2 separate regions of the Mus musculus genome follow, and region 1 is linked to region 2. Evidence: chromatin contacts called from ENCODE Hi-C or POLR2A ChIA-PET data. All regions are on one chromosome and are shown on one strand. Each heading gives the region's core, a stretch centred on a gene start or an enhancer-like site at or near the end of the contact. The rest is flanking DNA. Distances are from core to core; before and after follow the strand shown. Region 1 overlaps Epb41l1 (erythrocyte membrane protein band 4.1 like 1). Region 2 holds the start of Epb41l1 (erythrocyte membrane protein band 4.1 like 1).

Region 1 (4,239 bases), core at 1,175-3,674, 49 kb before region 2:
TGTTGGTATGGAATCCCAGCACTTGAGATATGGAGGCAGGAGAAGCAGGAGTTTGAAACTAGCTTGTCTCAAAAAAAAAGCAATTAACTAAAAGTTATAGATATATCAGATTAAATAAAATCTCATTAGGATGATTTCATTTGGTGTGTGTGTGTGTGTGTGTGTGTGTGTGTGTGTGTGTGTGTGTGTGTGTGTTTCTAGGGATCCAGCCCAGGATCTTGTGCATGCTAGACAAGGACTCTACCCCTAAGCTACAACCTCAGTCCTGTATGTAGTGCATGCACAGGTACATGTAGGCATACATGTATGTTAGTGCATGTGGAATACATCAGATTCTTTCTATCTGACCTTTTTGAGACAAGGCCTCTTCACTGACCCCAGTGGTTGGACTAACCAGACTGGCCTCGAACTCACAGAGCTCCATCCCTGTCTGCCTCCCAAGTGCTGGGATTAAAGGCATGGGCCACACTCAGCACTTTTTTATTTTTATTTTTGGTTTTTTTTTTGACATAACATTTTGCTTTGTTGCCCAGTGTTCTGGACTTGAACTCCTGAACTCAGGGGATCCTCCCGCTCAGCTTCTCAAGCGCTGAGACTAAGAGCATGTGTGAGCTGCTTTTGTGTCTCTTTAATCGGATGCATGACTTGCACATGTGGCTCACACAGTGTTTTGTTTTTGTTTTTTTTTTTTTTTGGTTAATAGGCACTTAGATATTCTGAAATCCTAACAGAGCCCAAGGAGATAAGAAAAGGTATCTTGCAGGAGGGGCAGATAAAATACACTGGATTAAAACAGAGGTCACACAACGAGGGTATTTCAGGGCAAGGGATCTGCAAGACATCTGGCTCTGGCCTCAGAGGGCAACAGGGCCTGGGTGGGCTGAGCTAAGCCCCAGGCAGCTAAGAGCTGTGCCAGAGGGAGGAAGCTACTGGAGCCAAACTTTCTAAAGCAGCAAGTCCCACAGGCTTGGGAAGCTCTGCCTGGCAAGGCTGTTCTCCCTCGCTACTGGCACTCTCGAGAAGGCACCGCAGGGCGGCTGGGTCCAAGCGGAAGGAGAAGGCCGGGTTGGATGAGTAGTGGCACACAGAGGACAGGGACCCTCACCTGCTAGCTTCTCCCCTCCACTTTACTAGGAAGTCTCCCTAAGCCGCAGTTCCCAAGGGTCTCACCTCCTCTTGAACCTTGGCCTAGATTGGAACCCGAATGCTCCCACATACAGTCTGGTGTAGACAGATGTGTATGCCCCAAAGCTCCATGGCAGGCCATGAGAATAAGGCACTAACTAGTTCATAGCCAGTACAGCATGCTGGAGGGGCCAAGCTGCCCATGTGAATGGTTGGTACAAGCTGGGGACATTCATACAGGAGCTCCACGACCTTGTCAAGGCCTTGACTGGCCTGAACCTGGGGTACTACAGGCACTCCCGCTTAGTGCTGCTACAGGATCATAGGACATTATCCACCAAGGGGGTCTGGCAGCTCAGATGCCCTCCTCCAGCACAGGTAAGACCCCCTCAGCTACCTCTGCGGTATCCTTGGTCTCTCTTAAGGGCACATATCTGGGCTGGAGAGACGGTTCAGCAGTTAAGAGCACTGACTGCTCTTCCAGAGGTCCTGGGTTCAATTCCCAGCAACCACATGGTGGCTCTCAACCATCCATATGGGGATTTGATGCCCTCTTCTGGTGTCTGAAGAAAGTGACAGTGTGCTCACATACATTAAATAAATAAATAAATAAATAAATAAATAAATAAATAAACAAACAAACAAACAAATTTTTTAAGTGCATATATCCTCAAGATTGTATTCTCTCCAAGGAAAGCCCCCCACCCCACTTTCTGCACCCCCTTTTCTATGCTTGCCACACCCTTGTCTCCTTCAATCTCTACTTCTGAATCCAGGTTCAGTTGTCAAAGTAGGGCTCTGACTTTGAACTGCCTCTCCTCTCGGGCAGGAAGCTTGCCCTCCACTGCCATCTTGGTACCCACAAGCAAGCCCTGGACACAGCTGGACTTCCTCGTGGCATGGACAGCCGACTATTGCTGCGGATTTCCAGGGGCACATCAAGGGGCAGCGTCTGCCCACCTTCCCAGTGAAGAGCCTTCAGCGCTGCCTCATTCTCTGATGAAAGAACTCACCTCAGCTTGACTCTTGAAACCTTCGGCAGCCTGATCTCTCCTTGTGCCTCAGCCTTGGCCTCAGAAGCTATGTGATTTGCTCTGTCAGACTGATGGTTCTTGGGTCCCTGGCGGACAGTTAGCTCTGACACATGCTCGCTCTCTCTAGAGCTTTATCCTCTGCTTGGATGGATTTTTCCCTTCCCCACAGTCACTCTTATAGTCGTCGTCCAGGAAGTCCTTCCTCAGTCCCTCCTGAGACACCCCCTATGGCTAGTTACAACACTGGCCTTTCCCAGCGGCCACGGGTTATGTGACTTGCAGAAGGTTCTTAACCTCCTGGTACCCTGTTGCCTTAGGAAAGAAGCCACTTTGCATCTTTCCAACCACAAGGACCCTTCTTGGTAGTCACGTCTGCACACTCTGGTCACCTTAACCTCCGAGCCAAAGGTCAGGAAGCAAGGGGGAGTCAGGAGGCCACCCACATGTCAGGACGTCTCGTGACAATTTCACCTTGGCTACAATTCCTTCTGGGGTCCCTATGCTTCCAGCCACTGTCTGGGAAATGTGCCTTCCTCTAGGAGTCCGGGAACCATGCTATGGAGGCTGAATATAAAAATGTGGCCACATTCCCACTGGATACAGACTGCCACCCAGCCTGTCAGAGGCTGGAAGTGTCAGCTGAGGTTTCCTTGTTGTGGCTTCTCAGGTTCCCTGCAGTCAGAGGAGATGTCAGAGAGCCTCACATAGAGGCTGGAGGAGGTAGATGATAGGAGAAGAGCGGTGTCTGTGCGCCTGGGGTCCCGGTGTGGGAAGAGGCTACAGCATCACTACCAATCAGCAGCATCTTTGCAGGGTGTTAGAATCCCCAGCTACATACAGGCTGGCACGGTGCCTAGCAATTTGCCTACATTTTCCATCTTAAATCTCTCACTACCCTGTAAAGCAGAAATTACATATCCAGCTTGATTTTACAGGGGATGAAATTAAAGTCACTAGTCCAGCGTCCCTTTGATAATAGAGTGGGGACCCAAGACTCAGCCTCAGACTACCTAACTTGGGAGCTTGTGTTTGTCCCCTGATGGCCCTGCACGCATTTGGCTGAACACAAATGTACTGTGGAGATGATAGATGTTTTAGGTCTTGTCGAGAGATGATTACACAAGGCACATGTAGATTTGTGATGCCCTCATGCGCATTTTTTGTATCTATATTACGATTTTAATAATTTACATATTGTGTGTGTACACTCACATGTGTGTGCGTGCAGGCCTGCATGAATGTGCAAGAGTGTGTAACAGCTAAAGGAGCCTTGGCTGCTCTTCTGAAGATGCTGTCTGCCTGGTTTGTTTGTTGTTGTTGTTATTGCTTTTAAGATTTATTTATTTATTTTATGTATATGAGTACACTGTATCTGTCTTCAGACACACCAGAAGAGGGCATCAAATCTCATTACAGATGTTTGTGAGCCACCATGGGGTTGCTGAGAATTAAACTGAGGACCTCTGGAAGAGCAGTCAGTGCTCTGAACCACTGAGCAGTCCAACCTGGTTTGTTTTTAAAACAGCCACGGGGATCTGCCTGCCTCTTGTTCCCAGGCACTGAGATTATAAGCAGAGGCCACCAGACCTGACTTATTTAAAAACAAAACCAAAAACATGGATCCTGGGGATCTAACTTGTATCTTCAAAGTATCTCTGCAGCTCAAGAAAGGTGGGCTCCTTTTGTTTTTGAGATAGGTTCTCTCGATCTTCACCCGTCCTGGAATTCACTATGTAGGTGAGGCTAGTGAACTCACAGAGATCTGCCTGCCTCTGCCTCTGCTTCCTCCATGCTGGGATTAAAGGCCTGAGCTACCATTCCTGGCCTGAGAAATTAAAAAAAAAAATGTTTTCTATAACCTGGATATTTTTGTGCCGTGAAATACTCTTAGCAATAGGGTCTCAAAAAAGCAAGATGTCTCTTTGTTTCTTTCCAACCATCTCTACATTCAAACAGGAGCCAAAGTGGAAAACCTCATGAACCACCAAACCAGGCCAAACAAGAATTCACCTGCTGCCCGTCGCTCTGCTGATAGGCATTTGCTCGCTTCCCAGTCTCCACCCTGGGACCACGTAGCCAA
Region 2 (4,449 bases), core at 513-3,012:
GCCTTGGGGGGCGCCCCTCCCACTCCTGCACTGTCCACTCCCGTTTACACTCCCTGCACTCTCCCTCTCCACTCCAAAGCCCGCACCCTTATCCTTGTACACAAGCCAACCAGCAAGGAGTGAAGTTAGAGAGAAGAGCCAGGAGAAGGAAGGCTGGGCTTGCACGTCCTCCTTCCTTCCCTCTGTAAGATTCTCAGCCTCTCTAGATCCTTGTCAAACCTAGTCTACCTACATTTCAGTACCAGTATCTGAACCCGGCAGACAGTGACTAAATCCGCAAACTTCCCTGTAATCTTGTTTTTCAAATATAGGGGGCTTTCTATTCTGTTCCAGTTAGCAGCAAAATGGCACTTCTCTTACTGTCCCCATCCTGGCTCGCCAATACACAAACAGCTTACACACTCATAAAAAAAAAAAACAAACCAGATATACCAGAACTTATCAAAACAAATGCACATATACATCCAGAGATATTTTGTTTATTCTTCATCAGTAAAATGTACAAATGCACCTAAATGCACAAGAAATATACAGGGAGAATGCACACACTCACCCAGACTAGACATGCATGCAGTGCCCAAAACATGGGGGAAGAGATACAGAAACACATCTCTCTCAAAGTATGAAGACCTTCTGAGAGGGGATTCCTTGGAGTGGGGCGCTGGCCATTTAAGATAGTGATCAGTTTTACTAGTCTTTGTAGGGTACCTAGGCTGCTGCCCTTCCGAACAGTGTCCAGGGTGAGGGTGGAGGGTACCTAACCAGGCTGGGCTGTAGCTGGCCAGGGTGATGGTCGTTACACAGCAAGGAAACATATCACAGAACCCCGCTGAGGGGCCTCTGTTGCTTCTACCCACACCCATGCCTGCGCACAGACACACCCTCTTCACACCTAATCCCCCACCCCACCCCTCACAAACACACACCCGGGATTTGAGCAGGCCACGCCCTCTGCTTCAGCTCAGCTGGGAGCCAGGCTCCACTGGCAGTAGGGCTCTCCCGTACCCCGGGTGTGGCTGCCCACCTGCCAGCAGGGAGTCTCCACTCAGCTAAGACGCCCCCGCCGCTGCTGCTACCCACTTCCTCGGCCAGTGCCGGGCTCCGGGCGACGCCAGCGCCTCGGCTGCCGCCCCCACCCCCTTCCTCCCGGCAGTGCGGAGACAAAGCCGAGCACACGCACACAGGGGCTACGCGGGTGCACACCCGCCCTCACACGCGCACACACACGGGGAGTCACACTGGCGTGCACACAGCGAAACACACACACACGAACACTCACATACACCCGCCATAGGCTTCAGCCACAAGCGAAGCCATCATCAGCATAGGCACACTGCCTCATCCAGATGTACACACTGTTACACATTGGGACACACCCTCTCTAGGCACATCTCCGGATAAGCAAACCAGGGCACACAGACCCTTACCAGATTAGTACACCACCCAGCCCCTTACTCAGATGCACACGCACGTACACACCACTTGCACCGACCCACAGACACACGCGCGTTCACATTAAACGCACACCCGGAGATGTGGACCCCGACACGTACCCGCAAAGACACGAATCGTAGCTTCGGCCACGCACGTCCTCCAGCACGCGAGCTCGGGACGTAGCAACAGCCTGCTCGGTCTCCGCGCCCTGCTAACCTGGCGGCGGCGGCGCGGCTTCCGGGAGCCGTCTGTCTGTCTGTCTCTGAGTCCCTTCGTCCAGTGGCCGCCCAGGCAGGCTCCAAGACGCTCCGGAGCTGCGCAGAAATGCCCCGCTCGCTCTCTCGCTCGCTCGCTCGTTCGCTCCCTCCCACGGCGCTCAGCCCCCTCCCCGCCCGCTCCGCACACCCCCTCTCCCCCTCTGCCCCGCCCCGCCAGCTCCCTGGGAGGAGGCGGCGGCGATCCGGGCCAGGCAGCGTCCGAAGGGTGTGCGAGTAGCGAGCGCGACCCACTGGCCCCAAGAGCCGAGCTGCCCAGGAGCAGGCGCGTCCGATCCCAGGGAGGGGAACTCGGAGGGGTGTGCGCCCCGCGAGCCCGCGCCGCTGGCTTCCCCCACGTGGGACAGACGCCCACCAGAGCCTAGGCAGAGCTCAGAGGCCGAGGCGAGCAGCGGGACCACGAAGACGAGACTCTCCACGGAGCCTCCTCTCCCTCCAGGTCCCAGCCCCGTGGGCTCGGCCTTACTCCACCTCCTAGAGAGTCGCCACCGGCACCAAGTCTGCTTCACCTCGCCTTTGACTGAGAGCTTGGCGTTCAGGCCGGTAGCCTGGGCTAACCTGGGGGACCAGCAGCACCACTGGCCTCCACTCCCTCCAGCAGGGACCTGGCCGACGCCCACTACCCTTCAGCCTCCCTCCTATTGTTCGGGCGGCCTAAGCTGCGGAGCTGTGGAGGACCACGCAGCTCTTTCCAACCAGTCTGAGGTGGCAGTCCTTTGGCACTCTTTGGAAGCAAGGGCCGAGCCCCTGGTCCCAAGACCCTGGGGACCCACAGGCCCAAGCATGCCCAAAGTCAAGCGTTTCTCTGAATTATGATTATATCCGCCCTGGACCTTACAGGCTCCTGCCGGAAGGTACTGCTTTGAACACACACGTAAAGCTAAGCATAGGAAAAGGACAAAGTAACGAAAACAGTGAACCTAGAATAGTATCCATAGAAGGTAGGGCGTCTATGGGGTTAGCTGAAGAAACTGAGCTTGGGTTCCCAGAGCAAGGGCCAGACCTCAGAAGGCCAGGAATACCAAGCCTCCTTTGTTAGACTTTGAAGGGAAGAAAAGGAAGAAGTAAATGTAAGAACTTACCGGGTTTTATTAGAGGCCTCTGCATGGGTAACAACCTAGGCAAATGACTCCAAAATGTAAACACCTTCACCTCTTGTGACCTTACCTTATCTTAAGTGGTAGCTGGGATCCACCTGAGTCTGCCCCAGGTAGCACAGAATCAAAGGCTAGGCCAGTAATTCTGGTTCTTCACTGCGGTCCCATCTCCTCCTCCCCACCCCCACCACTCTGCTACAGGATGCTAAGAGCAGATTGGAATCAAACAGCTGAATAGATAAATCCAGAAGGGGAGGCCTGGTTTGGACCTCCAGGGACATTGATAAACTGAGAGGACAAAACTAAGGAAACCAAGGCCCTACCTAAGACAGGACTCAGCAGTGCTCACTCAGCCGCTCCACTGCATGGAAGAAATACTTCCATGTCTCATTTCATCTGTACAGTTGCAACAGACGGTAGCCGTGAGCACAAAGTCACTAAGGAGCTTGGAAAGGGGCAGAGGCAGGATCCTGGACGTTGATTTTGAACTCCCATATTTAGCCATCAGGCCAGCCCTGAATGTGAGGTGGCAGTAATTGACCTACTCCAGTCAGCACCCACCATGACAGGATTCTGTTTATGGGTGTTTTCTGTCTCCATGTAGTTTCCTGATACCAAGCACAGACCCTGATTCGGAGACCTAATTTGTTAAACAACTATCTCATGGCATGGGCATGGCTCCGATGCCCTCTGCTCTGGGGCGAGGGACTGTTATCACTGGTTTTAGATGAAGCGGAGGAAATCTGAACTGCTAATCAGATCTGCTGCTGTCAGGAGGAGATAGAGACAGAGAGGAAGAGACAGCGAGAGACAGAGGGGCAGAGAGAACACTGTGGAAACCAGAATAAGTTTCCAGAAGATCTCGACAGGCTTGAAGACTGAGCTGGAACTTACAGAAGGAGCTGCCGTGCAGAATAAGTGTAAGGTATGATCCGGCGAGAAATTTCTATGATCCTACTGTCTGCAGCCACCGGCTACCTGTGGCTACTGCGCAGTTAGGATGTGACCGGTGCACTGAGAAACTTCACACCTAATTTTATGTTCTTTACAGTTAACAGTCACGTGGGGGGCTGGTAACAAGAGTGAGTGTCTCCTTGATATCATCATGCTCAAAACGTGGTCTAGAAGAATCTAGATTAAGAGCAGTTTCCATGAAAATAGATTCAAGATTTTTACTTGACCTTGAGCTCAATAATGCAATGTGGTGTGGCAAGAGGGTGAATACATTCTGTCAACCAAAACTAGAGCTGCAAGCAGCTTCTCCGGTTGCCCTAGAGAGATCCCAGCTGGACCACAGGACTCAACTCTAGACCCCACGTCTGAGAGAGACACTCACACTGAAGCATATCTGAAGGAGGGGACCAGAATGCTGAGGACTTGAGCATCACGTGACATGTGTAAGTGGTCTGGAGAAGGGTGTGGTGGCTGTCTCCAGCCATCTGCAGGCTGTCACCCAAAAAGGAAATGTGATCTGTTCCCTATTACTGTATTTATGTCTACTAAGCAAGACAACATCATCTGTGTGCGTGAACCCTTAGGTCTCCTCTGAAGGATCCACGTGGAACAGATCTGCTGGTTCCCCTCAGCCCCTAGTCCACCCAAGACCTGGCTCATATGAAACATGATTATAGATTCTATGGTAG

Evidence for each region. A loop is a pair of places that touch in the nucleus more often than their neighbours do. ChIA-PET counts read pairs that join two places held with the same protein, here RNA polymerase II (POLR2A).
Region 1: a loop to region 2 is called in a map of mouse embryonic stem cell, with 1.9 times the contacts of the local background. The contact joins the enhancer-like site here to the promoter of Epb41l1 in region 2. A Hi-C loop is called at or near these places in 7 of 37 maps with a recorded cell type or tissue (adrenal gland, heart, left cerebral cortex and 1 more). POLR2A ChIA-PET finds 5 or more read pairs at or near these places in 5 of 5 experiments (Patski and embryonic stem cell).

The regions. Positions count from the first base shown.
Region 1 is chr2:156,467,841-156,472,079 of GRCm38, reverse strand. All of the region lies in intron 2 of Epb41l1 (erythrocyte membrane protein band 4.1 like 1), which reads right to left. Among named protein-coding and RNA genes, the nearest start is that of Gm33977, 29 kb to the left of the region's middle. Within about 2 kb of position 2,424, at least 1 of the 3 ENCODE cell types and tissues checked has a DNase peak (open chromatin) inside an H3K27ac peak, as active enhancers do; it is heart, where a contact is called at or near this core.
Region 2 is chr2:156,418,404-156,422,852 of GRCm38, reverse strand. It overlaps Epb41l1 (erythrocyte membrane protein band 4.1 like 1), which reads right to left and starts at 1,762. Exons shown (of 25, transcript NM_001368800.1): 1 at 1,554-1,762.